Regions from separate parts of the Mus musculus genome. Here regions 2, 3, 4 and 5 are each linked to region 1. A link is a loop called in an ENCODE intact Hi-C map of the cell type or tissue named here. Cell type or tissue: left cerebral cortex. All regions are shown on one strand. Each heading gives the region's core, and the rest is flanking DNA. Links, peaks and the distances in the headings are about the cores only. Region 1 overlaps Gm29443 (predicted gene 29443). Region 2 overlaps Npas1 (neuronal PAS domain protein 1). Region 3 holds the start of Bbc3 (BCL2 binding component 3). Region 4 holds the start of Ccdc9 (coiled-coil domain containing 9). Region 5 has its middle 7.7 kb from the start of Ccdc9.

Region 1 (6,040 bases), core at 582-5,581:
CGGCGCCTCGCCCGTCCCCACATTCCCCTCCGCCAGCTACGAGACACTTACCAGTCTCGGGGGCGCACTCAGCGCGGCCCCGGCCTCCGCGATCCCAGCCGCAGCGACGGCGGGCCCGGCGCCATGTTCCCCTAGCGACTCGTTCCTGAGGCGGCTGAGGCGGCGGTGGCGGCTCCGGCGGCGGGGGGCCGGGCGGACCCTCCCTCGCGGGCTCCCTCCTCCGCCTCCTCCACCTCCTCCTCCCGCCGCGCCGCGGCTCTCCCTCGGGGCGGGGGGCGGGGAGGGGAAGGGGGGAGGGGCGGGAACCAGGGGGAGGGCGGACCAGCCTCGCTCGCTCGCTCGTTCCCTCCCTCCCGCGCAATGGCGGCGGCGGCGGCGGCGGCGGCAGCGGCGTTGTCGCCTCCTTCCTGCGGCCGCCGCGGCCGTGCGCGTACTGGAGACCCTCTCGCAAGTGCGCGTGCGTTTCTGAGGGGCGAGAGATGCTGGGGCTGGGGTTGGGAAGTGGATAACGGCCCTGTGGGCCGAGCGCACCGCGAGGACCGTAGGCCGGGAGGACAGGCACGCGCGGACACCGAGGGCGCGAGTGCGCGTGCGCGCCTGAGGAAAACGCCGCTACCTCAGCGGCTGCGGCGCCAGATTTACACAGCGCGAGGACGGACACCCGCGAACTGGCACAGGAGGGCGCGGGGTGGGCTGAGTGCGCGTGCGCAGAGACGGCTGCAGCCTGCGAAGCCACCGAAGGGAGGGAGGAGCCCGCAAGGGGGGCGCGCACGGCGTCGCGCGTTCCAGGCTGCAGTACCCGCCGCCCCTCCCCACACCGCGCCGGCTCCAAGAGAAAGCCATCTCTGAGAGGCTTGGCCCGGCTCGTGAGGGCGGGGACTTAGGGCTCCATCCCGCTCGCGCGGGACCTCACTAACCAATGGAAGGCAGAGGGAGGTGGGTTCGCCTCCTGGAGCCGCAGCTTCGGGATAACGGAGGGGGTTGGGGGGACAGACGTAACGTGGGGTGGCGAGGCGGGGCTGTGAAGGAGGGAGCGTACCCAGCGAGTGAACCAATTGGGCGAGGGAAGGGGGCGTGGTCCTTCACAGCCCAACCCAGGCTCGCCGTTGGCCAGCCCAAAAGAGTGGGCGGGGACAGGGGGCACGTGCTCTTTCCCGGGCGCTGAAGAAAAACCTGTGGGCCAGGCGCGTTGATACAAGTTACTGGTGATTTCTCCCAGTGCTTGGTCTCGGGCAGAGGAAGGACAGGCCCTGCATTGCAGCCCTAGTCTCCCAAGTCAGCATCGGGCAAATGACAGCAAACCACATGTCACTTTGGGTGCTTGCAGGGGGAATGGTGATGTAAGAGGGCTCCCCTCTAACTCTGTATTCCTCTGGGAGCCCTCCGGAAGGATGGATTGTGAAAGACAGGCTTTCCCGGCGCCTCACAGAGTGTGGAATGCCTGAAGGAAGCACGTGTTTCCGATCCAGCCTTGCACTTCTTTCCAGGCTTTTCATCTGTAAAGTGGGATAACAATACTGAACTCCAAAGGGTCGCTTGGAGAATCGAATGAGGTATAATAGGCCCTATGGCCACGATTCATGGTGGGAATCCTCGAACTACTAGAACCCAGTAAAATATGGGCGATCTCCCTTATACATTAATATCTATAATAGCTGATGGATTACTCTTAGCAGAGGATTACCCACAACAATAGAAAAACGATGAATATATATTACGCTGTAATAAGAGAAATGTGGATGTGACCCTCCTAGCCACCGGTAACTGAAACATCAGAAAGCAACAGGGGAGTTAAGAGGGAACTACTGTGTCTCTAAATGAGGGTGGGGTGTAAAGGAGTGACCTACACGTATTGAGTACGCAGTAAGCATTGCTAAATAAAATTACATGGGCTCGACCAAATCCAGCAGCCAGAACTTCATGAAGTCAAAAAGGTCATGCTGTGGGTGATATTCCTGGAGTCTGCTTTAAGGTGGTTAAGGCAGCCAGTATGTATGTCTCTTTTGGCTCTCTACAAAGGCAAGAAGGAAAAATCAATATCATAAAATTTTACAGTGGAAACACAGTAATGAATTTTCATATTCTGAAAAAAAAGTTTACATGTGCTCAAATTTTAAAACACCCCAACAAATGAAGCCTCTCATTAAAGTTTGTTAGGAGGGCAGGTTCTTGTGGTGTGGGCTGAAGAGATCAACAGTTAAAAGTGGGTTCCTCTCCCATCTATAAAGATCATTACTTGGGGCTGAGGACAGAAGTCATTGGTAGAATGCTTGCATAAATACACAAGGCATTCGGTTCCATCCTAAGCACAGAGTGTCTGGAGTAAACTAAAGTTAATTTTGTTTTCTGTTTTTTGAGACAGGGTTTCTCTGTGTAGCCCTGGCTGTCCTGGAACTTGCTTTGTAGGCCAGGCTGGGCTTGAACTCAGAGAGATCTGCCTCTCCCTTCCAAGTGTTGGGATTAAAGGCATTTGCCACCATGCCTGGCTAAAGATAATTTCCATTAACATTTTTCTCACTAGCTATCCTGGCTGCCCTGGAATTTACTATGTAGCTTAGATTGGAATTGAATGTGTGACTGTGTCTGCCTCTGCTTCCTGAGTGTTGGAAAAGAATGATGTTGGAGTTGCACAAAAGAACACAAGAACAAAGCAAAAATAACTCAACCAGACAGTTTATCATTATTACTATTATTATTGGTTTGCAAACTCAGTGTTTGCAGGGAGGTGTAAAGATGGATCAGAGGTTAAGACCACTGGCAGTTCTTCAAAGACTCAGGTTATATTCCAGCTCACAACTGCCTGAAATTCCAGTTCCAGGGAAAATGATGCCCTCTCCTGGTCTCCCCAGAAACTGCACAGGCATGCGAGCAAAAACACCCATGTCTGTAAAAATAAATTTCAAGAAAAATGTGTCTGTGTGTGCGTATCAAAACCCAAACTCAACTATTGAACATACATGGCTGAGATGGCTTTTGTCTTTTATTATTGATGGAGGTAGCAACTTTGTCTTATCCCATTGATGGGAACTCGAATTCTCAATTTGACTCGATTGGCTGGCTGATCAACTAGGTAAAGGGAAAGAGGAAAATTTTAAGAAAAATGGACCTTTGTTGGACTAACTCTTTTGGATAGAAAAGGAATCCCATTCTCACATGAGTGCATGTATTACCACAACAGAGTCCAGAAAACTATAATACCCTTCCAAGGCAGAGGAATGCCGTGGTGCTTAAGAGCACCGATGCCCTTCCAAAGGACCCGAGTTTGATATCTAGCACCCACGTGGTGGCTCACAATCATCTGTAACTACAATTCCAGAGGCTCTGATGCCCTCTTAGCCTCCACTGGCACCAAGCACAAATGTGGTACACAGATATATAGGCAGGCAAACACCTCATTCACATAAAATAAAAACAAAACCCTACCAAATCCACTCTTGGGAAATATGTGAACAGACAGTATCTCACTTTGACCTCAGGTTTTTCCTTTTTGAAGTCTGCCACCTTTTCTTCTCAGGTTGAAGTCACTCTCTCAGAATAGCCGGATCCTGGAGCTTCACAGATGAGAACACTGGGCAAGGGTTGTAGTTCAGCTCCTAGAGTGCCTATCTAGCCTGTCCTGGATTCAGTCACCAGCACCACATAAATGGGGTGTGATGACACACAGTGGGAATCCTGTAATAACAGCCCTTTGGAGGTAGAGGCAGGAGGATAGGAAGATCAAGATCAACCTTGGCTACATTGTTAGTTCCAAGCCAGCACAGGCTACATGGACTCTGGTTTCACCAATAATAATAATAGGAAGAACAACAAGAAAAGGCCAAATATAAGTAGATGTTAATGAGTAATTAAATAGGAAACAAAAAGAATAGCTGGCATTCAATCTAATGGTAGTCAAAAAGGCAAAGTCCTTGTCTGCTCACTCTTGTGCTTTCAGATGTCTCTCAAGCTGGGTCAGGGAGCTGGCCCCTCTAGTATCCCAAAGAACCTGGGTATCACAGAGAGAGGGGCGGGGAGGAGAGAGAGGAGGATTTGCCTGTCTCTGCCTCTAGAGTTCTAGAATAAAAGGCATTTGCAACCGCAGCCTGGCTATTCCTATCTCTTAATTCTTTCCTATCGCTTAAGAGCGCAGATCTAGCACTCCCACAATCACCATAGATGTCACCAACAGGTCTAAGCACAAGGGAGAGGGCTCAGGAAGTGTTTGGTTGTTGTTGTTGGGTGAAGGCACCATCCGGCAAGGCCTTCCCAGCTCTGCAATTCTTTCCAGGACTTAAGTAGGCGAATGGTAGCTGAGTAAGCCAACGACAGGAAGCAGGCTTCCCTTGGGGCAGCCACCCCCGCGCACCCGGCCCCCCTTCACTCCAGGATAAACAAACATCCGACTAAACAATTAGCTGACAGAGACAAGAACGGGCTGCCGGGCTGCTGGGTTGGATCTCTATCAAGATTTCCCAAGCATAGCCCTGGAGGCCCGAGTAGCTGGAGGTCACTTCCACCAGAATGCTAGGAACCAAACGCGCTTCAGGTCTGGACGCGAATTGCAGAAATGGATGGTGGCGGCGGGGGGATTGACACGACCACAAAAGTTTTGCATAAAAATTGGCGATGCTCGGACGTATTCAGTCCCTATTCCGGAGAATTAAAGAGAGGGTCGGAACCAGGGCTGATCCTGACCAAGAGGTCGATGATCCTACAGCGCCGTCTACCCGCGGAGCCGAGAAAGCCGGTTCTCGCTAAAGCTGCGGGAGAATACTGCCAGTGATGATCTTCCTTCCTCCACTGGCCAGAAAGGCAGCCTATGATGAGGAAGGGACAAGAAGCCAGGGGTGCTCGCAATCACAGCAGAATCACAGCTCTCCAGGAAGGACTCAAGACATCTAGTGTACAGTACGCCAAATTTTGTTGGAAGGATTCACGATGAACCTATTTCTATAAATTTGTAAAATTAGCATAATCCCAGCACTTAAGAGGGAGAGGCAGGAGGACTGGGAGAATTCGCGGCCAGATTGATCTTTGACTTGCAATAGTCTGGGTACTCAAAGGCAGCACAGGAAACAGAGAAATCCTGCCTCAGAAAGCAAAAGAGAGCAGGGAAAATGAAATAAATTTCATGTAAATTTGAGTAAAGCACAGATCTCAGCTTGTTTGCCTGTTTGCTTTTGGTGCGGGACAGGTAAAAGGCAAGCTCTCTACCAATGAGAGAGGTTTTTGTTTTGTGTCCCTCCCCCCACCCCACCCCCACCCCCACCCCCACCCCCGCCCCCAGGCAGAATTTTACCAAGTTGTTTAGGCTGGTCAGTCTATACAGTTCTTTCAGGCTTGAATTTTCAGTCTTCCTGCTTCAGCCTCTGCTGATGCTGGAGTTAACAGGTTTTGGCCACCCAGCTTTATTTTGTTTGAGATGGAGTATTTTGTAGCAAAGGCTACCTCAGACTCACTATGCAGCCAACACTGGCCTTCAGCTCCTGATCCTCCTGCCTTAAGCTCTCAAGTAGTGGGATTACGGGTGTACATGTCCAGCCATCCTAGCCTGTAAATAACAGAACAGTGTGAGATCATCTCTCAGATGCCTCTTAAGAGAGAACTCTTATGCTAATCACCATGGCAACTCTTATAAAAACTTTGTTTGTTTGTTTGTTTGTTTAAGATAGGGTTTTATTGTGTACCTCTGGCTATCCTAGAACTCATTCCATAGATCAGACACTGGCCTTGAATTCAGAAATCCTCCTGCCTTTGCCTGTTGGAATTTAAGGTGTGTGCCATCATCATCCAACATAAAGAAGAAAACGTTTAGTTGGGGCTGGCTTACAGGTCAGAAGTTTAGTCCATTGCCATCATGGTGGGAAACATAAGGATGTGCAGGCAGACATGATGCTGGAGAGTTTTACATCTGGATCAACAGACAGCAGGGAGAGAGAAACAGTGGGTCCAGCTTGGGCTTTTAGGGACCTCTAAGCCCAGCCCCAGTGACACACCAACTCCAACAAGGCCACACCTCCTAGTAGTGCTATTCCCTTTAGGTTTATGGGGGGCATTTTCA
Region 2 (6,040 bases), core at 497-5,496, 150 kb before region 1:
GCTCCCTTCTAGGGTCCAAATCAAATCAGCTCAGCAAAGGGCAAATGGCACCCCTCTTCTCTCTTCTCCCCGTTCATCTCTTAAACCATGCCGCAGCCTCCCCTTGTTCTCCAGTCCCTTTTAGTTCCCAGTCAACTCTCAGCAGAAAGAAAAATATTTCCAAAAGTGCAGAATTGTGATCCCCTCCAGACATAAAGCCTTCAATAGTTCTCCAGTGACCACGAGATAAAATATCCTGCTGCCATTTACAGCCTCCCCTGCCCCCAACTCTGTGCTCCAGCCCCAATCGCTCTGCTCTTCCCTGGGCTTCTCAGGCTGTAGACCTGAGGCTCATCCGTTCTGTGCCCTCTGCTCACAACGCGTGTATGTTTTGCACCACTCTCCCTGTATAGAGTCTGCTGTGGCTCCCCAGTGCCCTGGAGTCCAATTCACACCTTCAGCCGGAGGCACACCACACGAACGAGTCCAATTCACACCTTCAGCCGGAGGCACACCACACGAGCGTTCCTGCCCTGCCTACGTCACAGATGTGTCTCCTCCCAACACTGATTCCTCTCCGTGTCCACCAAGTGAGGCCATTCCATACCTAGGCCTCCTAGGTTCTTTCCCCTTTGTGTCTACAGAGCCAGCCCTCCCTTAAGGGCCCTGGCTGGGATGGGGAGCAGCTGCTGGAGATGCTGGGATGGCAATGGGCCACCTCTCACCTGAGCACGTGACTGACCCACAGCACGTGATGCTCCCCAGTGCTCTTCCCGTTCCCGGCCACAGTGGCTACAGACTGCAGCCACACGAAGCCCCCCGCACGCTGCAGCCAACGGTAGTAACCAGTCACCACCTGCCCTTTGTCCAGCACTGGTCCATCCCAGGGGAGCAGAGAGCCCAGAGGGGTGGGGAGGGTCAAGGCAGGTGAGCAGGAGACAGGCAGAGGCAGCGAGAGTGGGGAGAATCGAGAAAGAGAGAGAAAGGCACAGAGGTAGTCAGAGACCCAGAGGCACCCCAGCATCGGTCAGAGACCCCTCTTACCCGGCTTACTGACCCTCATCCCCCACCCCCAGCCACTGCTCAGCCTCTTTGTTGCTTTTCTGTTCCGAACAGCCCCCAGAAGCTGCAGTGCAACCAGAGACTCTGGTTAGCCCTGAAGAAGGACTTCCAGGGAACAGGGAAGCAGGGTCATTCGTGTTTTTGTGGTGGTAGGAGGATGGGGAGAGGGTACAGAAGTGTGCCTCACGGTCCAGATGGCTTTGGCGGATCCTGGTTGCATCCTGTCCATGAACAAACTGGTAGCAGCTGCGTCCCACAAGCTCTGAGGGCCCCATGTCCATATGGTCGCTAACTCTGGAGGACACAGGAAAGAAAGGGAAAAGGAGTGGGGAGACATTGGGTGACAGGAGACAGCAGAGCTGGCTTCAGGGTTCCCCAGGATCCACACCCTTGCAGTACCTCAGTTTCATTCTGTAAAATGGGCATAGGTGAAGAAAAGGGGGCCCGAAAAAGAAATGGGCAAGCCTTGTAAGGGAGCCAGGGCCACCCTCACGTCTCCCAGGCACCTTTGCCTTCTCCCTTGTCCTCTCTCCTCCCAACTCCCCACGGCCCCTGACTGAAAGGCCCAGGATTGACTGGTCCCCACATATCCCCAGGTCCTTTTGGACCCACCTTCCCTCCCGCCCCTACCCTGGTACCTGCTCTCACAAGCAAGGATGGTGAGGCCCAGGCTGAGGCGGAAGACAATCATGTGTCCGTGCAAAGGCAGCTCAGCCAGTGGGGCTGGGGGCAGCGTGTGTCCAAGGGCTACAAGACCCAGGGCTCGGGCCCTCAGGCGCCCTGTCACATGAATGACCTGTGGAAGGTGGGGGTGGCTGGGGAGGTGCCAGGTGGGACTGCTGAGGCAGGAGGACCACAGCCAAGTCAAAGCTTCACCCAGTTCCACCTGATACCCACAGATCCCTTGGCCCTGGGAAGGCTTTGAGTGTCTCCCAGTTTCTGTTCTCAGTACCTTGTATCCCGGGATATAGCTGGCACACAGGGGGAAAGAGACAGTTCATACCCACCTTGTACCCCGAGGCTTTGACATTCAGGCCCCTCTTGGTGAGGGTGGACTTCATGCGGACAAAGAAGGACCGCTCTTGGGCTCGGAAGGCAGGCGATGCCTCGGTGGGGCTGGCTTCTGAGGCAGAACAAGAGGGCGCTGTCATAGTTTTCCAGAACCCCGTCAACTCAGAACCAGCCTCACTGTGGCTGCTCCAGACACTCAGATGCATCTAATGGTCGCACAGGTACACTGATAAAGTAATCTCCCCTTGTGGGACAGCCAGGTCCAAGGTCAGATGAGCCCCTCTTTCCTGCTCAGAAGCTCTGTTCTGCCCCCCAGGCATCCGCTGGCATCAGTCTGACCCAGGCTGGAGTAGCCACCTGTGACCACAGAGGGCAGGCTAGAACTGTTGTGACAGTCAGGTCCCCTACCACAGACTAGAAGTATAAAAGAAAGGAAGCTGGGCCGTGGTGGCACATGCCTTTACCTCAGCACACAGAGGCAGAGGCAGGAGGAGTTCAAAGCCAACCTGGTCTACAGAGTGAGCTCTAGGACAGCCAGGGCTATACAGAGAAACCCTGTCTCAAACAAACAAACACTAAAAAACAAAACAAAACAAAAAACCCCAAACAATCAACAAAAGAACTGTATCCTGAAAGTTAAACACACACCACATACACACACACAACTAAAAATATGGAACAGCTGGGTGACTTGGGGCAAGTAACTTGATCTCTCTGTGCTGTGCCTGGAGTTGGGGGCCATCCCTCATGGCTTGTGGGTTTGAAGTTAGGGCCCAATGAAAATTTAAAGGCACAGTGGAATGTAAAAAAAAAAAAAAAAAATTCTCAGTCTTATTCCTACTTCCTTGTAGCAGCTCAAATGTTGGTGTATTTTGGCCACTCTGGGGAACCAGGCAAGTTTAGACACCCTAGTGCCTTAAGTTGGCTTGACTCATTGTGGGTTTTTTGTTTTGTGTTGTTGTTGCTTTGGTTTGGGTTGTTGTTGTTGTGTTTGTTTGTTTTACAAAACCTTGTTTTGTAGCATGTTAAACACAAAAACCAGGATCTACCCTCAGGCTTCATTCACTGGCAAGGATGGGATTCCTGGAAATTACCAATCTCAGGGGTGTCCACCAGCGAGGAGGAAGACGATGAGGAAGAGGAGGACACGGAAGGTGGTGTAGGGGGACCGATGCTTGCAGCCCGCAATCCAAGTTGCTCTAGGACCTCCGAGTGGTCCCCAGGATGGATGTAGTCGAAGACGCTGCTGCCCGTCAGCTCCACCTGCCGGTGATGGAGAGGAATGCAGGAGCCGCGTGAGCGCCAAAGCTGAGGCTGGGTTTAGCTTAGGTCTGCTCGCCCAACCTTCAAGTGCACTTCACAACTGGCTTGTGTTTTTCTTAGGTGTTTCCTGCTTTTTTGAATTAAGGAGGGAGGGGCTTTTTTTGTTTGAGGCAGGGTCTCACTTTTTTTTTGGGGGGGGGAGGTGTTCGAGACAGGGTTTCTCTGTAGCCCTGGCTGTCCTGGAACTCACTTTGTAGACCAGGTTGTCCTCGAACCCTCCCAAGTGCTGAGATTAAAGGCGTGCGCTACCACACCCGGCCTCACTTTTTCTTTTAAGATGTATTTATTATTTTTTTTAAAGATTTATTTATTTATTTATTTATTTATTTATTTATTATAGGTAAGTACATTCTAGCTGTCTTCAGACACCCCAGAAGAGGGCGTCAGATTTCATTATGGATGGTTGTGAGCCACCATGTGGATTTGAACTCAGGACCTTCGGAAGAGCACCTGCTCTTAACCACTGAGCCATCGCTCCAGCCCAGGGTCTCACTTTTATAGCTCTGGCTTCAAACTTATTAATCTGCCTGCCTGTACCTCCTGAAATTCTGGACTAAAGGCATGTGCTGCAACATCTGGCCCTTTTTGTTTTTGTTTTTTTGTTTTTTTCTTTTTTTCTTTTTTTAGACAGAGGTTTGCTAGGTAGCTCAGGCTGGCCTCAGACTTGTGGTGATCCTCCTGACTCGGCCTCCCAAGTGCTGGAAATCAAGCCCGGCAGTTGTCAGCTCTTTAATGAGTTAGGGCCTTGGAGACTGGCCTCTCAGATCTCACATGGATCCCATGCCAGGCCCCTTCAGTACAGCCTCTAGCTTTCTGTTCTGATCATGCTCTGATTTCACAGGGAGCCTCTGACCTTCAAGCCCCATTTAAAACTCTCCTGGAAGCTGCATATCCAACTATGGCAATTCTTACTCAGAAACCCACCGTGCCTTCTTCTACTGTCCCTCTGCTTGAAGTGGGTGACCTGTCTCCCTCTAACCTTTATCCCCCCTGTGGTCCTCACCCTCATCCCCCACCCCACCCACACAACCACCTTATCCACCCTACTTTGTCACCTACACATTCAAGTCCCCTCCTTTGGGGAAGTGTTAGTTTTTGAGACAGTCTCAGATAGCCTAGGCTGGCCTGAAACTTCTGGTCCTCCTGCCTCCACCTCTCCAGTGATGGAGTTTAATGTAAGGTTTATACCTCACCGCCATGCCCAGTTTATGTAAGGAACCCAGGGCTTTGTGAACACCAGGCAAGCATTCTATGAACCAAGCTACAATCCTGCCCCAGACACAATGGATTGGAGTCCCAGGACCTCCAGAATGGTACACAAGTGGCATACCGCTGATTCACACCCTCACTGAGCTCAGCCCTTCCCTGGAGGATTCTAGGTGAGCACACATCGCTGTAGAACTACATCTCTAGATGAGGTTTTTAATTTTGAAATGAGGTCTTGCTAAGTCTCCTTGGCTGGCTTTGAACTTGTGGTCCTGCTTGAGTCCTCCAGCATATGTCGGGCTGCTTTGTGGGGTTCCAAGGAAGGTTGTCTGTTTTTCACGTTGTGCTTAGTGATACCAGAAGAGAGTAAGGGCATGCATAGGTCAGGCGGTAAAGATAGCTGCCTACTGCAGGGAAGACTTACCTGTGAGAGACCCAGGTAGATGGACACTGTCTCTGAGATGTAGAGAAATTTCCCTTCCTGGTTCAAAGCGAACACGAAGCCATCCAAGGACTAGAGTTGAGACAAACGGAGCGGGTGTAGGAAGGGAACAACCTGGGTACCCTTAGTCCTGTCCAGTTCTCCACAGGGAACTGATGCAGGAAAAATAGTGCTATTCCCAGATGCTACCACCAGGTGGCAGCACAAAGCAGCAGGCTAGGAAGGGAGGCGCTCACCTGTAGGATGTGTCCACCTAGGTGTTGCTCGAAGACTTCAGAGACCAGAGCCACAGGGCCTCGGCGGCCTGGGGCTGGGGACAGAAGGAGGAGGAGGACAGTCAGGGACCCTTGGTCTGACTCACTGCTCTGGGCAGCCCTTAGGGGCCCAGTCAGTCTTAAACTCCCAGCCAGCCACCATAGAGAACCAGTTCACAGGATGGTTGTTCCCTAGGGGACAGAGAGACCAAGACTGAGTGACAGACATTGGAAAGAGGAATTTGTCCACTCCCTCATTCTTTTTCACACCAAAACCAAAAAGTTCTTGAGTACTTCTGTTCACAGGTCCTATACAGTACAGGCAGTGCTAGTGACGGGAACAGCGCAGACTGTCCTCACTGGGCACCGAAGCCCGGTCCAATGAATAGCCCAAGGCTGAGGCTGACCTGGTGGTGAAGGCCCGTAACTCCAACTACTTGGCAGGCAAGGTAGGAGAATCAATGACTAAAGGCTTGCCTGGGGTACATAACAAATGAGTTCCTATCTCAAAAGTTAAAATGAGGGCTGGCAACATAGATCAGTGATGAAGCATCTGCCTAGAATCTCCCAGTATGATGCTAAGGCCTTGGCTCAGTGGAGGAACACCTGCGATGAATCTCCCAGTGAGGGGCTGGGGGCGTGGCTCAGTGGTAGAGCCCCTGCCTAGAATTCTCCAGTGAGTGGCTCTGTGGTAGAGTGCTTGTCTAGTATTCATAGGCTCTGGGTTCAATCCTCTGCACTGAAAGACAGTAACAAAATCCAA
Region 3 (6,040 bases), core at 1,041-6,040, 310 kb before region 1:
CTGCTATATAGATAAGGCTTACTTCAAATTCACAGAGATCTTCAGGCCTCTGCTACAAGTGCAGAGATTAAGGACATGTGCCACTCTACCTAACTACTTTTATTTATTAATTTTTTTCATACAATATGTTTTAATCATATTCTTTATATGAGTACACTGTCACTGTCCTCAGACACACATCAAAAGATTGCATCAGATCCCATTACAGATGTTTGTGAGCCACCATGTGGTTGCTGGGAATTGAACTCAGGACCTCTGGAAGAGCAGTCAGTGCTCTTAACCACTGAGCCATCTCGCCAGCTCTTGATCATATTCTTTCCCCTCCCTCAGTTCCTCCTAGATCCTGCCCATCTCTCTATCCACCCAACTTCATGTTCTTTCTTTCTCTCTTTGTCTTAGCAAAACAAAACCACCCCAAAACCAAAAATCAAAACAAACAGAAAACCAAAAAGACCAAACCAAGCCAACACTAAACTCAGGAAAAAGCACATAAAAAACCATGCAGTCTGTTTTGGGTTGACCAACTACTGGTGTGTGTGGGGGGAGGGGGGGCAGCAGAGGGGCATTGAGACCTGTCCTGGAGTATAGAAGCCCAGTGACACTCCACTGGAGAGAACTGATGTCCCTCCCCCGAGAAGGAATCAATTACAAATAGCTTCTGGACTAGAGGTGGGACCTTGTGTCCTACCCTACTCACTGCTGGGATTTTGTCAGGTTTTTTTTTTTTTTTGGTTTTTCGAGACAGGGTTTCTCTGTATACCCCTGGCTGTCCTGGAACTCGCTTTGTAGACCAGGCTGGCCTCGAACTCAGAAATCCATCTGCCTCTGCCTCCTGAGTGCTGGGATTAAAGGCGTGCACCACCATGCCCAGCCGGAGCACACTTTTCTTGGAGTCATCTGCCACCTCTGGTGATCTTTCCACTTCCTCTTCTGCGTGGGTCCCTGAACCCCGAGGAAAGGAGTTGGATGAAAACATCCAGTTTACAGCTGAATGCTCCAAGGTCTCTCACTGTCTGCAGATTGTCCAGTTGTGGGTTATTTTAAATTTAATTGTGTGTGAGTATGTGTGTGTGTGTGTGTGTGTGTGTGTGTGTGTACGTGAGTGTGTGGACACGGACGCAGGTCTCTCAGGAGGCCAGGAGCATCAGATTCCCTGGAGCTAGGGTTACATATCCAGGCACAAGATGTAGGTACTGGGAACAGAACACAGGTCCTTCCTTGGGAAGAGCTGTAAGCACTCTTAATCACTGAGTTCTCCCCCCCCCCCCCACTTGCTTCGTTTTTTGAAAAAGATCACTTGCTGTGCTCAAAAATGGGCTTGGAGAGCCGGGCATGGTGGCGCACGCCTTTAATCCCAGCACTCGGGAGGCAGAGGCAGGAGGATTTCTGAGTTCGAGGCCAGCCTGGTCTACAAAGTGAGTTCCAGGACAGCCAGGGCTACACACAGAAACCCTGTCTCAAACAAACAAACAAACAAACAAACAAACAAACAAGCTGGACAGTGGTGGTGCATGCCTTTAATCCCAGCACTTGGGAGGCAAAGGCAGGTAGATTTCTGAGTTTGAGGCCAGCCTGGTCTACAAACTGAGTTCCAGGACATCCAGGGCTACACAGAGAAACCCTGTCTTGAAAAACCAAAAAAGAAAAAAAAAAAAAGGGGGGGGCCTGGAACTCACTATGTAACTCAGACAGACTCCAACCTTGCAACCACATTCCTGCTTTATCCTCTGGAAGTGCTGGGAAGACAGGTGTAAGTGACTATGTTTATTTCTTTAACAAGTGTCTTATCTCACATGGCTGTGTGACACCCTTTCACAGCGGGCCCAGTGCTGGGCACCCATAGGTAAGTAATATACTCAGTAAGTTTGGTGACAGTTTGGGTGAGACAGAGAGTCTGTCAAGTGCCGTGAGAGATGTCTACGGCTTGGGAGGAGGAAGGGTCACTGTTTCAAAAGGGAAGGGAAATAAATGACTTTTAGAAAAGGGAAAGGAAACAGAAACAACAGACAGGATGAAATAGGGTGCAGGGGGCTGCCCGGGCATGTCTGTGCCAGGAGCACAGGGCTGCCTCTTCCCCATTTGTCCAGTGCCAGATGGGTATTACGCCAGGCGGGCCAGGTGTTTAAGTTCACGAGTGTAACCCGCCATCAAGCCATTTAGCAGGAACCTGTCTCAGGAGTGACTTTGTGAGCACAGGTCTGGGCTCAGTTTCTTCTGTATGTGACTGGCATGTTTTGTAGGGTCAGCCAGTGCAGTCTAGTGGCTGTGCTTCAGCTATTGCGGGTGTCAGCCTGAGAGTGCTATTTGGATTGGAGTGTGTGTCCCTCTGAACCTGCCAGGAAGTTGTTCTGAGAAGGGGTCAGCCTTTAGTGTAGTGTGAATGCCCTAGGCATCTGGGGACACGGGTTTGTGCGTCGGAGACTGTTTGAATATTGTTTGTGCAACTACGTTTTGGGTTGTCACTGTCTGTGTGTGACCCAGTGAGCCAGTAAGTAAGATAATCTGGATGTCTGGGTCTGTGTGAGCTCGTGTGTCCAGGCCCTTGTCCTGATGTGTATCTGTGCCTCTGGTCTGACTTTGTGTCCCTGTGGCTCAGTCATCACTGACTCAGTGCACCCTGGCGTGCCAGTCCGTTAGTCTGAGCGTACTCCTCAGGTGTGGGTGTGGGTCCCAGTCAGTGTGTCAGTGTGTCAAGCGTGTGTCCGGACACCCTAGGTCTGGGCTGTCCCCACGCTGCTCCTCCTGCCTGGACCAGGCCTCGCCCCGCCCCTCTGGCTGCCGGGAAACCCCCCGCGCCGAGGTAGGGGGCGCGGCGCCCGACTGCAAGCCCCGACTTGTCCCCAGCCGCGGGCGGGGCCCTGGCGTCACGCGGGGGCGGGGCGTGGGAGCCAGCGAGAGGCGGGGCGGGGCGGCCGCCGAGCGAGCGGGGCCCGGGGATCTGCCGGGAGGCCTGAGACGCGGCATAGAGCCACATGCGAGCGGGGAGCCCAGGAGGCGGCGGCGACACCAGCAAGCAAGCAGCAGCAGCGGTGATCCGGACACGAAGACTCCAGAAGCAGCAGCAGTCACTGCAGTTAGAGCAGCAGGAGCAGCAGCAAGGTGCCTCAATAGCAACCCACTCGGCGGGCGAGCCCTCCAGAAGGCAACCGCCCGCCACCCCATCGCCTCCTTTCTCCGGAGTGTTCATGCCCCCGGGGTGAGTGAGCACCCCGATTCCCGAAGCTGCTTACGAGCGGCAAGGCCCGGAGGGCTCCCTGGAGGAGGTGACGGGGTGCACGGGCCGATAGGACGGTCGCCTTGCATTCCCGCAGCTTGTGCCCCAGCTTTCATCACTGGGACTAAGGCTGGGCCAGGCGGGCGGGAAGGAAGCACCTGGGACTCAGGGCGCCCTGTCTGGGCGCACAGGTGCCACAGCGGTCTGGCGGGTTTGTTTACAAACAATGGGGTTCGGGCTCGCCCGCGCCCCCTGGTGGCTAGTGAGACCTGGGAGGAGCGTGGCCCCGGGCTCGCTCGAGTCCCCCGAGTCCCACTGCGGGAGGGTTGGGGTGGGGGGTGGCACCGAGGATCGGCCACACCCAGAGCGCGCGCCCGCCGGGGGCGGCGACAGGGGGCGGCGGAGGCTGTGGCTCCCGCGGGCGGGGGCTGCGCCCCAGCAACAGCCGGTTATTGGCCCCGCGCGCGCTGGGCGGGCGGGGCGGGCGCACGTGGCGGCGTCGAGGGGGGGGGCTGTGACAGCGGAGGGGCGGCGGGGACCGCGCGTGCGGGGCTGTGGATCTGCAGGTGTCTCGCCTGGGTGTGTGTGCTCGTGTTTGGCTCCCGAGTTTGTATCCCTACACCGAGATGTTGGCGTTTGTCACCCGGAGGGGTGTCTGCGTGAGTCCTTGCCCGCGTGTCTGCGGGGTGGGGTGCACCTGTCCGTTTACGGGTGTGGGTGGCCACCCCCCAAACCAGAGTTGTATACGTGTGCTCTTAAGGGGTGAAAAGGGGATCTGTATCTGTCGCTTGCCTGGTAGTGTTGGTGGTGGTGGTGCGGACGACCGGGGCACTTGAGCTGTGTTTGTGTGTCGCTTGAGTGAGCTGTGTTGCTGTGCAGGGGTCTCGCCCAAGTGTGCGCTGCGTGTGTGTGTGTGTGTGTGTGTGTGTGTGTGTGTGTGTGTGTATGCGCGCGCGCGCGTGCTGTCTCTGGGTGTCTCCAAGACAAGCATCTGCTGTACCCAGCTTTTGGGATGGGATGCCACCCAGTGCCTGATCGCTCGCTGGGTGACTTCTGAGCAGCAAAAGGCACACAAGGCACGCTGAGCATGAAGGGCTTTGGGGGTGGGGGGGATCTAGCGGGTTCAGTGCCAGCCCCTCTCTCTGCATGCAGTGTGTGTGTGTGTGTGTGTGTGTGTGTGTGTGTGTGTGAGAAAGAGAGAGGGGGGGGTGAGAGTGAGTTTTGGGTCTGAGGGGTTTGTCTCTGTGATCCAGGCTATGTGTCATGTGGTGCTCTCTCTCTGTAGTGTTTATAGCAGTCACGTGAGGCCAGTGTTTTCTGTCTCTGCATTAGGTGTGTGTGCTGCTGGGCTCTGTGTGTGTGTGTGTGTGTGTGTGTGTGTGTGTTTTCTGGGGCTGACAGTTGGCTGTGGTGTATTGGGGCTGAGAGTAGAGGCTGGACCTATGGCTTCTACCAGCTGCGGCTGGTGCCTCCCGATGTGGCTGCCCCGCACACGAGGGGGGATGATGTATCTGGATATGATGACTTGTGTCTATGTGTGGCTGTTGTGTCCCAGGAGCTCAAAGTTGGGGGGGGGTGCACATTCAGGTGTGTTTTGAGATGATGGTGGTGCATGTGCTAAGGAATAGTAAGGGGGGTGTCTTTGGGTTGTCTGTGTGTATGCGGGAGAAACACGTTGAAGACTTGAGTCTGTTGTGCTTCAGTGTGTGACGGCTGCATTGTGGGCGGGTGAGCGCTGGCATGTCAGCAGCGGGTCAGTGTGAGACTGGTGTAAATATGTTGAAAGGGCTCTGGATGGCTGTGTGTGCATGTCTGTGTCCCCATGTGTTTCTGGGTGAGCCACCTCACTGGGGGAGCGGGAGGGGCGGTAAAGTTGGACACTTCTCTGAGTTCACTGGTGTCTTCCCATTACACACACACACACACACACACACACACACACACACACACACACGGTTCTCTGACAGCACCGTGTATCCTGGGAGCCCCAGCACCCCTTCTGCGCTCTTCTCTGTTGAGAAAGTTCTCCCTGGCCCAAGCCCTGAGAGTAGTAGGCAGTTTTCCTGGTGGGTTTTGCTACAAACCCCAGACGCAGTCTGTGCGCCCCTCACCATGTGTCCCGGCCAGGCTGTCCCTGGGGTCATCCCTTCCTGGGTGGGAGTGACTTCCAGGCAGGGTGTCTGCGAGGTGGGGTCCTGCAGGCCCCCCCCGCAGTCGCCCCACTGACCTCCCGCCGTGTCCCGCAGGCTCCAGGGAGCGCCATGGCCCGCGCACGCCAGGAGGGCAGCTCTCCGGAGCCCGTAGAGGGTCTAGCCCGCGACAGTCCGCGCCCCTTCCCGCTCGGCCGCCTGATGCCCTCCGCTGTATCCTGCAGCCTTTGCGAGCCCGGCCTGCCCGCCGCCCCTGCTGCCCCTGCCTTGCTGCCGGCCGCCTACCTCTGCGCCCCCACCGCTCCACCTGCCGTCACCGCCGCCCTGGGGGGCCCCCGCTGGCCTGGGGGTCACCGCAGCCGGCCCAGAGGCCCGCGCCCGGACGGTGAGTGCCCGCCCCGCACCCGGGGAAGCTGAAGCGGGAGTGGAGCTGAGTGGGGCCACCGGGAGGGTGTGGCCAGTGTGGTCTTTGTGTAGCAAGAACCAGGAAGACAGAGTGGGAGACATGGATGGAGGGGCCAAGTCGAGTGGGAAGTCCCTCTTAGAATCTGACTGCAGTCCCCGGAGTTGCAGTCCACGTCCCTTCCCGGGCCTCGGGCAACAGCTGTTTCTCAGCTCCCCTCCCCCAGCCCGGGTCCCTGGGCGCCCCCCACCCCCATGAGGATTGCAGTGGGAA
Region 4 (6,040 bases), core at 367-5,366, 330 kb before region 1:
CTGTCACTGCCACGCCCTCCAGTTCAGCTTTTTTCCGATCCTCCTCAATCTCCTAGAAGCAAATACCCAGGGGAATGGAGTGTTAGGGGTCCTGTCCATCAGCTGGACTCCCATAGTCCTTTGCATTTGCCCTGCACCTCTACTCAGGCTTTTCTCCAGAGCTTTAGCCATGGGTCACAGCGACTTCCATCAAACCCCTGCATGTTACTCTGCTGCTCCAAAGCCCCCACTGTGAGTAAGCCCATCAGTAAGAGCCAAATGCTTCCCTATCACCATGGAGCCCACAGTGGGGGCCCCTCTCCTGCCTATCTGCACTGGCCTTCTCGCTATTCCCCGGGGCTCAGAACTGCCCTGGGTCTTTGTACTAGCTGCTCTGCTACAGTGCATTCTGTGAGCCTGTACTGTAACTACTCAGGTTTCAGATGTCTCACCATCAACCTGCCTTTCTCCGTTCTCATGACCTGCTTGGTAAAGCACGGGATACCTGTTGGGACTGTTCTTGGATGCGCCCCTCCTCCCAGCCTCCAGTGCTGCCTGGCATACAATCAAACCCAACTTTTTTTTTGTTTTGACTTTATGAATGAATGCATGAAAAATGAGTCAATGAGGGCCACCCTTCTCCTAGGTCCCTTCCTAGAGATAGCTCTACTATGTCCTCTTGGGCCCTGCTCTGGACCCTCCCTCCTCTTCCCTTTCTAGCCCCAACTGCCCTTGGTCACTGAGTCACGCCTGTCCTCCCCCACTAGGGCCCCTGCCCCACCTTTCTATCTGAACTCTATAATGACACCCTACCATCCACCACTGCACAGAAAAAATGTCTCCTATGCAGAGTAGTCTCACCAGGTCTCTCTCACATTCAAAGCCCTCTATGGCTCCCTAGTGCCCTTAGGCATTCTCCAACCTATATGGTTGGCCCCTCATGACCTCCCTAGACCAATTCTCCATCAGCTGATTTACTAAGCCCTCTCTTGCACCCAAACATTTGCCCAAACTCCCCCGTGTGAAATGTATACCCATTTCCTTTTCAAATACTGAGGCACCCTTCAGTTCTCAGAATCCCCTCTACCAGAAAGCCCTCCCTAATGTCTTCAGGCTAGAGAGAGCGCTCTGGACTCCCACAGATCCACTCATTCCCCCAGCCCATCCTTGTCTACTCTGGGTCATCACGAAGGGCAACTATGTCCCAAATTGGACACAGAACCCTAAGAACAGGTCTGGGGACTGTGTCCCCAGGACCACTCAGCATTGAGCAGGGACTCTGAAGGCATCAGTGAGCAAAGTGTGAATCCATGAATGAAAGAATGTATGAATGAATGAATGAATGACAGGATGGAGGGAGGGAGGCCAGACCACGGTCTTTGGCTTGCATCCTGTGAGTGAAAGGGAAACATGAGAACGCTTGAAGGGAGAGGTGGGGAAAACTCACTGCGGGGAGGAGAGGGGATGGGGTCTCCAGGGCAGGGCTAGGGCACCTGGTAGCGCCGGATGAGGGCCTCATTCTTCCGACGAAGAGCCTCGATCCTCTTGTCCAATTCTGCATCCTTCTCCTCCTTTGACTTCAAATCTAGTGTGGTAGCCTGTGGTAAGGAAGCAATTGAAAGGCGGAAAGAAAAATCTTCCTGCCACATGGGCATTTTACCCAGGACCTAAGGGTTTGGTCTCTGTAGGGCACCTTGCCCACCCCTCTCCAGCTCACCATCATTGGCTGTAATCTCCCTCACAGAAAATACATGTAGCACTGGAAGCTCCTGCAAGCAGAGAGAACAGTATGTTAAGATCAACAGCATTCTGAAATGCTGTCTCTTCTCCTTTATTGAGGGTTCCAAAAACACAGACTCACAGGAAAATGCACTTGTACTTCATCAAGGGAATTCTCAAGTACTAGCCTCGCCTCTCTAAACACAAACCCCGCCCTTCAGTTCTAGATCCACCCATGCAATTAGTCAGACCCACCTTGGGAAAATTCTGACCCACCCCTGTAACTCATACTAATTCCTCCAAAGGCGTCAGTCCAGGCTCCATTTCCTATGACAATTTTAGCCAGGATCTGGATCTCAATAGGTCAGCTACAATCTTTCCTTCCAACCTGCAAAAGTTACTTCTAGAGGGCCAGAGGGATCTCCTGGAGTAAAGGTGCTTGCTGCAAGCCTGGAGACCTGAGTTCAATCCCCAGGACCCACAAAGGAGGAGAGAAATGATTCCCACCAGTTGTCCTCCGACCTCCATGTGATCCCGCACACATGCACAAAATAAATAAATCATAATGAAAGCCGGACAGTGGTGGCGCACGCCTTTAATCCCAGCACTTGGGAGACAAGAGGCAGGCGGATTTCTGAGTTTGAGGCCAGCCTGGTCTACAGAGTGAGTTCCAGGACAGCCAAGGCTCGAAAAACAAAACAAACAAACAAAAATCATAATGAAAAACGGTTCCAACTCTGTCTGCCCAACACGGACTTTAGTCCATGACTCCCCAGCCCCCAGCATCCTAAAAAGGCACTCATCCTACCAAGGCGGAAAAGATTCAGCAAGCAGGCCCAGGATCCACCGCAGGGGCCTTCCTGGACCAGACTTGACCTTCATAGTGATACTCAAGGCAGATGACAGAACTTCTACAGAGGCTTACAAGAGAAAACTGCCAGCAGCAACCGCATCCCTGACCTGCAAAAACGTCTGTGGTCCCACCCCTACCTAGGGTGAAACTTCAAGCCCCTCCTTTCCCTCCAGACTTCTGGCCCCGCCCACCAAAAATTCACACTCTGGCGCCACCTCCAATTTAACTGGCCCGCCCCCCAACAGACTGGGAAACATTCTGACCCCGCCTCTGAGTTCCCTACTTCCCTGCCTGTGTTTGGCCCCGCTCCCCAGCTCAGTAAAAACTTCCTAACTCTATCCCCGCCATTCGCCATTCTCCACCAGCACCCTAGCCCCACCCGCAAAATCCCTGACATCGTAGCTCCACCTCCACCCAGTCTCAGCCAGCCCCTGGACCCTCCCCTAGCTTCTGGGCAAGAATCAGGACCCAGCACCAGAACCAAAAAACTTTCCTGCCTAGCCCAGGAAGTCTCCGCCCCAAACACTAGTCCCATGCAATAAATAATGTAACCACGCCCTAGTGCAGCAATCAATACCTAAAACACTGAGGACAACATTCCGGCTACACCCCCAGCATCTTGACCAAACCCAGCACAACACCGCAACTCAGTCATCACCTCTTCACTCAAAGCCCAAACCCTGCCCCTTTCCCCACTCCCCTCCAAACTTTGGCCCCGCCCCAAACACATCCACCCCCCCTTAGCTCCACCCCTGGCCCTCATGACCACGCCCTGTGGCACTCCCTACAGCAAAGACTAACTTGTAAGGCCCCAAGCAATACTCTAGCCCCGCCCCCATCTTACTCCGCCCACCATTTTTGACCACTCCCCCAGGTTCACCCGCCTACCGACCAAACTCCACCCCTTACACGCCCCAACACTTTAGCCCCGCCCCCAGTTTCCACCGTGCTAACGCCCAGACTCCGCCTCTTATCCCCATCCTACACTCTTTGATCCCGCCCCCAGCGTCTCCGCCCAACGTCCCGAGCCGGGCCCCTAGTCCTCCAGGCAAAACTCTGGCCCCGCCCCCAGACCGACACAGCGTTGCAAGCCCCGCCCCACTCTGGCAGCCGCCAGGGCTTCGGGCCTGCCAGCACCCGCGCGTCTGGCTCTGCCCACGTGTTCACCGCCCAACCTCAGCACCCCTCAAGCGACACATGTGGGCGTCGGGTTCCCGCCCCCCGCAGAGTACCCTGACCCCGCCCCCGCCGGCGGCTCGCCTCCCAGTCCGCGCGCGTTCACGCTCCCCTCACGTGGGCGACCAGGCCCCGCCCTCTCCGGGCGCGCTCCCGGCCCCCTCCCCCGGTCACCTGTCCCGGAGACCCCGCGGTGTCTGCGACTCCGGCTTCGTCCGCCTTCGCGTCCACAGCTCCCGGGCCTCACTCGTCACTTCCGGCCCGCACCACGTGAAGAGAGGAAATAAGTAGGGCACTTCCGGTCTTGACATCCCATTTCCGGGTGCCTTAAAGGGTCCGCACCCGCTCAGGCTCTGCAGAAGGTAGCAGAAGCCTGTTTCTTCTTTCTGATTTCAGGGATTGGACTGGGGGCACGAGGTGGGACTTGAACCCACAGACATGTAGCCCTAAATCTCTGGGCTCCTTTTTTGGCTTACTGATTTCCGATTTTACTAAGTAGAAATCAGACATTTTACAGGGACCCCAGAAAACCTAAACTGGTTTCATTACCTCTTCTTGCAAATGAAACCTTAATTATAGAAACTGTAACCAATTCATAAAAATAGAAAAAAAAATTTAATCAACTATATAGGGGCTGGAGAGATTGCTCAGTAGTTAAGAACACTGTCTGCTCCTCCAGAGTTCAATCCCCAGCAACCACATGGTGACTCACAACGATCTGTAATGGAATCCAATTCCCTCTTCTGGTCTGTCTGAAGACAGTGACAGTGCACTCACATGAAGTCTTTAAAATATATATATATATATATATTTTTTTTTTTTTTAAATCAACATTATCCAGGCGTGGTGGCACAAGCCTTTGATCCCAGCACTTGGGAGGCAGAGGCAGGCGGATTTCTGAGTTCGAGGCCAGCCTGGTCTACAGAGTGAGTTCCAGGACAGCCAGGACTACACAGAGAAACCCTGTCTTGAAAAAAAAAAAAAAAAAAAAAAGGAAAAAAGTCAACTACAAAGCTGGGCGTCGTGGCAAAATACGTCCACTACAAAAGCAATGTTCTTTCTGATTTGAAGAAGCAACAAAAAGGAGCTAGTAGAATCTTCCAAGTTATTTAAAGCATGCCTTTTTTTGTATTTATAATAATTAAAAATAACTTATCAGATATGTCTATTTTATCAACTGGCAAAACAATAAAAGTACAATAAATTCATATTAAAAAATCAACTATACAAAGCTGGGTGTCATGCCTCTAATTACAGCACTTGGGAGACTGAGGCAGGAGGATTGCCTCGGGGTCAAAAACAGCATGATAGATAGATAGATAGAGAGAGAGAGAGAGAGAGAGAGAGAGAGAGAGAGGGAGGGAGGGAGGGAGGGAGGGAGAGAAAAAGCAGGGTGACATGGCTGAGAGAGTAAAGACACTGGGCCAATTATGACCTCAGTTTGACCCCTGGACTGTCAGGTGCACAACCTCTTCTACCTGTTGAGCAATGTGCTGGCACTTTAATTATTACTTTTTTAAAAAAAAAATATCTGTACTGGCTTGGTTTGTTGTCCTTAACACAAGTTAGAGTCATCAGAGAGGTAGGAGCCTCAGTTGTGAAAATGCTGCCATGTAAGTCACCATGTGGTTGCTGGGGATTGATCCAGCTGTAGGGCATTTTCATAATTAGTGATTGATGGGGGAGGGCCTAGCCCATTGTGAGTGGTGCCTGATCTCTGAACTGATGGTCCTGGGTTCTATAGGAAAGCAGGCTGAGACAGCTGTTGGGAAGCAAACCAGTAAGTACCACTCCTTCATGACCTCTGCATTAACTGCTGCCCCCAGGTTGTAGCTTTTTGGTGTTTGTCTGGAGAGCAAACACACTGGGTTCCTACTCTGATTAAGTTCCTATCCTGACTTTCTCCAATGATGGATTTTGATATGAAAACCAACCAAATAAACCCTTTACTCCCAACTTGCTTTCTGGTCACGTGTTGCATCTCAGCAATAAAATGTTGACTAAGACAATATCTCAGTTGGCCCCAAACTCCTGACTCTCCTGCTTCAGCCTCTTCAGTGCTAGGGTAGGATTACAGGTCTGAGCAGCTCTGCCCACCAAACTGACCACCTTAAGCTGCTGTAAGATATCCCATCTGACAAATGGCCACAATATGTCCAACCTGTCTCATGGGTGTTAGAGTTATTTCTGTTAGCAGGAATTGCCAACAATACTTCACTGAAATTCAACAGGGGCAACTCTGCCTGTCTGCCTGTCTGTCTGTGTACCTGCTTGCCTGCCTACATGCCTGTCTGTGTGCCTGTGTGCCTGTGT
Region 5 (6,040 bases), core at 383-5,382, 320 kb before region 1:
AGTCACCTGGCTACATTTATCATTTCTTTCTTTAAAAAAAAAAAAAAAGATTTATTTATTATTATATCTAAGTACACTGTAGCTGTCTTCAGATGCACCTGAAGAGGGCGTCAGATCTCATTACAGATGGTTGTGAGCCACCATGTGGTTGCTGGGATTTGAACTCAGGACCTTCGGAAGAGCAGTCAGTGCTTTTAACCACTGAGCCATCTCTGCAGCCCCCCCTTTTTCCCCCCAAGATTTATTTATTTATTTATTTATTTATTACATGTAATGTACACTGTAGCTGTCTTCAGACACTCCAAAAGAGGGAGTCAGGTTTCATTACAGGTGGTTGTGAGCCACCATGGAAAAGCAGTCGGGTGCTCTTACCCACTGAGCCATCTCAGCCCTTTGTATAGCCCTGGCTGTCCTGGAACTCACTTTGTAGACCAGGTTGGCCTCTAACTCAGAAATCCGCCTGCCTCTGCCTCCTGAGTGCTGGGATTAAAGGCGTGTGCCACCATGCCCGGCTTTTATCATTTCTTTTTTTTTTTTTTTTTTAAAGATTTTATTTATTTATTATATGTAAGTAAGTACACTGTAGCTGTTTTCAGACACACCAGAAGAGGGCGTCAGATCTCGTTACGGATGGTTGTGAGCCACCATGTGGTTGCTGGGATTTGAACTCTGGACCTTTGGAAGAGCAGTCGGGTGCTCTTACTCACTGAGCCATCTCACCAGCCCCCTTATCATTTCTTTATGTCAAGAATATTCACCTTTTTCTCATTTAAGTATCTGAAATATGCAATGTTTTTATTAGCCACACATGTTTTGCAGTAAACAATCTGTAAGTTTGCTGCAAAGAGCACATAGGCAGGGTGTAGTAGCAAACACCTATAATGCCAACACTGGTGAAGCAGAGGCAGGCAGACTTCTGTGAGTTTGAGGCCAGTCTTTTTAACCCAGAGTGTTCCAGGCCAGCCAGGGCTACATAGTGAGACCCTGTCTCAATAAATAAATGGATAGATACAAATTAAAGGTAAAGCAAACTATAGGTTCTCAATAGGTATGCACCATCATTATTGCTTCCAAACACACAAATTTCTGGATCGTTTATTTGACAGTAAAATGACCTACAGCAGATCCAAGCAGACTTCCTGGAGCCTGGAACTTATACCAAATTTAAAGGCATGGTTGAAAGTTATATATAAAAAGTCAGGGCTGGTGAGATGGCTCAGTGGGTAAGAGCACCCGACTGCTCTTCCGAAGGTCCAGAGTTCAAATCCCTGCAACCACATGGTGGCTCACAACCATCCATAACAAGATCTGACTCCCTCTTCTGGTGTGTCTGAAGACAGCTACAGTGTACTTACATATAATAATAAATAAATCTTTAAAAAAAAAAAAAAGTCAGCCGGGCAGTGGTGGCACACGCCTTTAATCCCAGCACTCAGGAGGCAGAGGCAGGTGGATTTCTGAGTTCGAGGCCAGCCTGGTCTACAGAGTGAGTTCCAGAACAGCCAGGGCTATACAGAGAAACCCTGTCTTGAAAAACAAAAACAAAAACAGAGCAGATCGGGGCAAGGTAGTACTGGGGTCCGAGAAACTGGAGAAGCTGAGGCAAGAGGATTGAAACTTCAAGGTCAGTGTATTAGTTAGGGCTTTACTGCTGTGAACAGACACCATGACCAAGGCAAGTCTTAGAAAAAAAAAAAAAAAAAAAACAACATTTCTCCTAGAACACAGGATTTTGCTCCATTTCACTTCTTGGTATGCCTTTAATACTCCAACCATATATTTTATATTTTTCCTTTCTATGCTTGTTATGCTTGTTCAAATTTCTCTTCATAAGACTTAACCAGAGAACAAAGTCTCTGCTGGGCATTTTTGAAACTTCCTTTGTCAATGCAATTAATGCAATTAGTCCAAGTCTCTTCACTTTAGCCTCAAGCAGTCTTTTCAGACAAGGGCAAAAAGTAGCCACATTCTTCACCAAAATACCACAAAAACACTCTTTATGCCACATACTGAAATTCTTCTCTTTTGAAATCTCTTAGGCCAACACAGTTTAAACACAGTTCAAATTACTCCATATTCCTACTAGGATGACCCATTAAGCCACATTTAAAGCATTCCACTGCTTTCCAAATCCAAAGTCCCAAAATCCACATTCTTTCAAATAAAAGCATGGTCAGGCCTATCACAGCAATACCCCCACTCCTGGTACCAACTTCTGTTTAGTCAGGGTTCTCTAGAGTCACAGAACTTATGGATAGTCTCTACATAGTAAAGGAGTTTATTGATGACTTACAGTCTGCAGTCCAATTCCCAACAATGGTCAGTAGTAGCTGTGAATGGAAGTACAAGGATCTAGCAGTTGCTCAGTCCCACACGGCAAGCAGGCGATACTGAGTGAGCTCAAAGGCAGCTTAAGAAGAAGACCCTGAAGCCGGGCGAGGTGGCGCAAGCCTTTAATCCCAGCACTTGGGAGGCAGAGGCAGGTGGATTTCTGAGTTCGAGGCCAGCCTGGTCTACAGAGTGAGTGCCAGGACTGCCAGGGCTATACAGAGAAATGCTGTCTCGAAAAAACAAAAACAAAAACAAAAAAAGACCCTGCCAGTAAACAAAAAAGTACAAATAAGCTGAGAATGGGCTGGAGGAATGGCTCCTGGGTTGGGACCTGAGAATTTGGCTCCCACCACCTACAACGAGCAGCTCACTATGGCCTGTAACTCCAACCCCAGGGAATGTAACCCCATCTCCTGGTCATATGCACAGAGACATAGATACACACATTTATTTATTTATTTATTTATTTATTTATTTATTTATTTAGGTTTTTCTTGATGAGACAGGGTTTCTCTGTGTAACCCTGGCTGTCCTGGAACTCACTCTGTAGACCAGGCTGGCCTCGAACTCAGAGATCCACCTGCTTCTGCCTCCCTAGTGCTGGGACAAAGGCATGAACCACCTTTTTTTTTTTTAAGAGCATTTATTATTTTCTGTCTGTGCAATATTTTTCCCTACAATATATACCATGTGTGCAGTGCCGACAGCAGCCAGAAAGGGGCATCAGATACCATAGGACTGGAGTTTAAAATGAAGCCCGCCTTGTGGATCCTGGGACAACAACTCTGAAAGATAAGCCAGAGCTCTTAACCACTGAGCAATCTCTCCAGCCCTTACACACAATTTTTTTTTTTTTAAGTTTTTAATGGGCTGGGGATATAATTAAATGTATAAGAACTTAGGATGTGTGAAGTCCTGAATACATTTGCAAAAGCGCGCGCACACACACATACACAGAAACCCTCAACCATATACACAGTCAATTCAGGGTCCGTAGTTCATCTCAGTGGCCCTGGGTTCGAGCTCCAGAACTGCAGAACCAGGTCTAAGTCCTGGAGTTGCTGTGAGAACTTCAGGTTCCTCTGCGTGGTCTGAGAACCCTGCGCTTTCATCTTTGGCCGTTAGGGGGCAGCAAGCGCACGATGGATTGGCGGCGCAGGACCAGCGCGGGGGCAACTCAGGCAGAGGAAGCTGATGAAATCCTAGCCAACTTGCAGTGAGCTCATCCCGCCCGGGCGCCTCCGGAAGCCACGGGGCGGCCCGGCCTCCGCCTGGCCCGAGCGATAACGCTCTGGTTTGGAACCAGGGCGGGAAGTCCTTCCTGAAGTCTGCCTTGTATGGGGCCTGCTGCCAGAACCCTGGGCCTGAGGGGAGGGTCGAGGACAAAGTGGGTGTTTCTTGCAAAATAAAAAAGAAAGTGAATTCGGAGCCTAGCGGTGGGATGGAGAGAAAGAGAGGTGGGGAGGAAGGAAAGGAGAGACATGAATGAGAAAGACTTTTGTGAGCGACAAAGACAGAAATTGAGGCGGACGTTGGAGAGACAGAAAGCAGGTTCAAGTCAAAACAGATGGAAGAGAGGTGGGACACGAGAGACAATAAAAGGAAGAGACCCCGGCAACAGGAACCAAGCAAGTGGCAAGGATGCTGAGGCAGGACAGGCTATGGGCGCGGTGGGGACCGTAGGGACCAGCCCTGCGGGATGGGGCGCGTCGTGGGCCCGCCCAGCCCCCCAGCCCCGCGGCGGCGCGGGCCAGTTACCAAGTTACCAAATTACCGCAGGATTCCGGAGCTTCTGACTGGCGAGGCTGCAGCCAATCAGAGAGCGGCGCAGCTGTTCTCGGGCAGGAGGCCTGGAGACACGCGCACCTTCCCACACCCAGGAAGCCGCTGACACAGGCCCGGTGGCGCGCGCCACCACTGTCCCGCGGACACGCGGAGTTCTTCTACACGGCAACACACACACGGAGACCGTCCCACACCCACATGTACGCACATTCATACACACGCATGCACCCTTATCTGCATTCGCATACAGAAACACATTCACACACGTGTACACACAGCACAGATATACACAAATATTCACACATATGCACAAATGTTCACACATATACACGCATATAAACTTACATGTGCACACACATATACCTATGCACACGCATATACACATGTATATGTATACATGCACACCATAGATGAATATATACACAAACATACATAGACCCACTAACATACACACACACACACACACACAGGCACTCACACACACGCACACACACACACACACCTAGAGGCATACACAATCCCAAGACACAGACACACACAGCCCCGGGAAGCACTACACATCTTTTTGAAGTCAGTAAAGCAATGCACAGTTCACACATACCACTACACTGACACACAATGGCCTTGTCACAAGTGACAGTGGCACAACCATAAGCCCACACACACACTTCACAACCACACTCGAGGGAGATTTATAATCAGCATAATGTCACTGATGTGTGCACAGTCCCAGGGACAGGCAACCCAATCTTCAGACACAACCACAGTGACATACTCACAATGACACATGGCATTGTATAGATAATGTGTATGCTTGGTGGCAGTGTGGGGCATGTAAACACACCCATTACTATGATATGCACACAGTACTACTGGTGCTTGGCGTGGCAGACACCATCAGAGAGACACACTGACATCAGTACAGAAATACAACACATCCACACACACCTCCATGGCTGTGACACAATCCCAGTGTCACACAAATAACCCCACACAGGAGCCATAGCATTGACACATGCCAGCCTACTGCTTATATCTGCACACTTTTCACAGAAAAGCATCCCAAGGACTCTTATAATAGCCCAAGGACTCAACTATTTGTTGCAACAGCCTGACACGCACATATCACCATACTTAGCGTGCTGACAGGGACCATCACACTGACACACTAGCCCCCTGACACGATCACTTTCATAGAACAACTCCCTAACACTCTGGCCACACGCCTAGAGGAAATTGTCACTCATATAAACACACATATCATTCCTGCTCTGGTCCATGGAAGCTAAGTGCACGTGGGATGCTGGGGGGAGGGATGCAGGGAGGACTTGTGTTTGTGTATTTGGGTGCAGTTCCTCCCCCTTCCTGCACTTCCTGGGGGCGGGGCCAAGCGGCTGCCGCTGTTACCGGGTAAACTTCCCCGCCTCCCCCTCGTGCGGCCATTAGTCACCCCCCCCAGGATGATGTCATCGCCTCATTCTGGAGGCTGAGTAATCCTAGTCTCCGCCCCCTCCCCCCCAGGTACCAGGGAAGGGGCGGGCCGCACCTGAGCTCCGCCGAGGACTAGAGCTGGGGTCTGGAGCTGAAGGCTCGGCGCCTTCGATGTCCCTGGGGTGGGGACTAAGGAATCTGGGCCTCTCTAAAGTGACTTAAGAGTGCGTATCAGTGTCCCCGGAGACTGGGGGCTTCCAGCCCTGGATCGGTGGTAGCAGACTTCTGGATCTTTTAGGCTTGAGGTCTTTTTGTTAATGCTCACTTGCTGCTTTGTGTTTGGTGTTGGGTTTGTTTGTTTGTTTGCAGTGCTGGGGATGCAGCCTAGAGCCTCACCCACACTTAGGCTAGGAATCCTTCACTGAGCAACATCCACACTATTTTTTAATTTTTTTTTTTTTTTTAACTTTTAGACAGTTACCCCCTAAGGACA

The links. Peaks named below come from ENCODE experiments on the same cell type or tissue, not always from the same donor. Only the 100,000 strongest peaks of a DNase experiment are listed, where the experiment ranks them.
Region 2: a loop joins it to region 1, with 6 times the contacts of the local background. A loop is called at or near these places in 12 of 42 quality-filtered maps.
Region 3: a loop joins it to region 1, with 2.2 times the contacts of the local background. A loop is called at or near these places in 2 of 42 quality-filtered maps.
Region 4: it touches region 1 in a loop (5-fold over the local background); 10 of 42 quality-filtered maps call a loop at or near these places.
Region 5: it touches region 1 in a loop (4-fold over the local background); 11 of 42 quality-filtered maps call a loop at or near these places.

Annotation. Positions count from the first base shown.
Region 1 is chr7:16,614,421-16,620,460 of GRCm38, forward strand. The region is part of intron 1 of Gm29443 (predicted gene 29443); the gene reads left to right. Arhgap35 (Rho GTPase activating protein 35) reads right to left here and starts at 573. Exons shown (of 7, transcript NM_172739.4): 1 at 52-573. In left cerebral cortex, for the core only: CTCF peaks have their summits at 2,845 (motif pointing left) and 4,707; DNase peaks (open chromatin) are centred at 877, 2,833, 4,376 and 4,676; H3K4me3 peaks cover 1,077 bases; H3K27ac peaks cover 286 bases.
Region 2 is chr7:16,460,102-16,466,141 of GRCm38, forward strand. It overlaps Npas1 (neuronal PAS domain protein 1), which reads right to left. Exons shown (of 12, transcript NM_008718.2): 4 at 5,260-5,333; 5 at 5,006-5,095; 6 at 3,147-3,315; 7 at 2,049-2,164; 8 at 1,680-1,837; 9 at 1,229-1,335; 10 at 705-852. Among named protein-coding and RNA genes, the nearest start is that of Tmem160, 10 kb to the left of the region's middle. In left cerebral cortex, for the core only: CTCF peaks have their summits at 2,421, 3,316 (motif pointing left) and 5,216 (motif pointing right); DNase peaks (open chromatin) are centred at 3,320 and 5,218.
Region 3 is chr7:16,306,666-16,312,705 of GRCm38, forward strand. Bbc3 (BCL2 binding component 3) reads left to right here and starts at 2,918. Exons shown (of 4, transcript NM_133234.2): 1 at 2,918-3,196; 2 at 5,461-5,749. The coding sequence starts at 5,476. In left cerebral cortex, for the core only: a CTCF peak has its summit at 3,471 (motif pointing left); DNase peaks (open chromatin) are centred at 2,146, 2,877, 3,492, 3,738 and 3 more places; H3K4me3 peaks cover 3,104 bases; H3K27ac peaks cover 2,205 bases.
Region 4 is chr7:16,282,799-16,288,838 of GRCm38, forward strand. It overlaps Ccdc9 (coiled-coil domain containing 9), which reads right to left and starts at 3,982. Exons shown (of 14, transcript NM_001382411.1): 1 at 3,902-3,982; 2 at 1,697-1,748; 3 at 1,473-1,577; 4 at 1-52. The coding sequence starts at 1,702. In left cerebral cortex, for the core only: a CTCF peak has its summit at 2,683; DNase peaks (open chromatin) are centred at 2,966, 3,560 and 3,963; H3K4me3 peaks cover 1,953 bases; H3K27ac peaks cover 1,295 bases.
Region 5 is chr7:16,291,479-16,297,518 of GRCm38, forward strand. No RefSeq gene overlaps it. Among named protein-coding and RNA genes, the nearest start is that of Ccdc9, 7.7 kb to the left of the region's middle. In left cerebral cortex, for the core only: CTCF peaks have their summits at 623 (motif pointing right) and 3,458 (motif pointing right); DNase peaks (open chromatin) are centred at 3,072, 3,491 and 4,141; H3K4me3 peaks cover 1,396 bases; H3K27ac peaks cover 1,610 bases.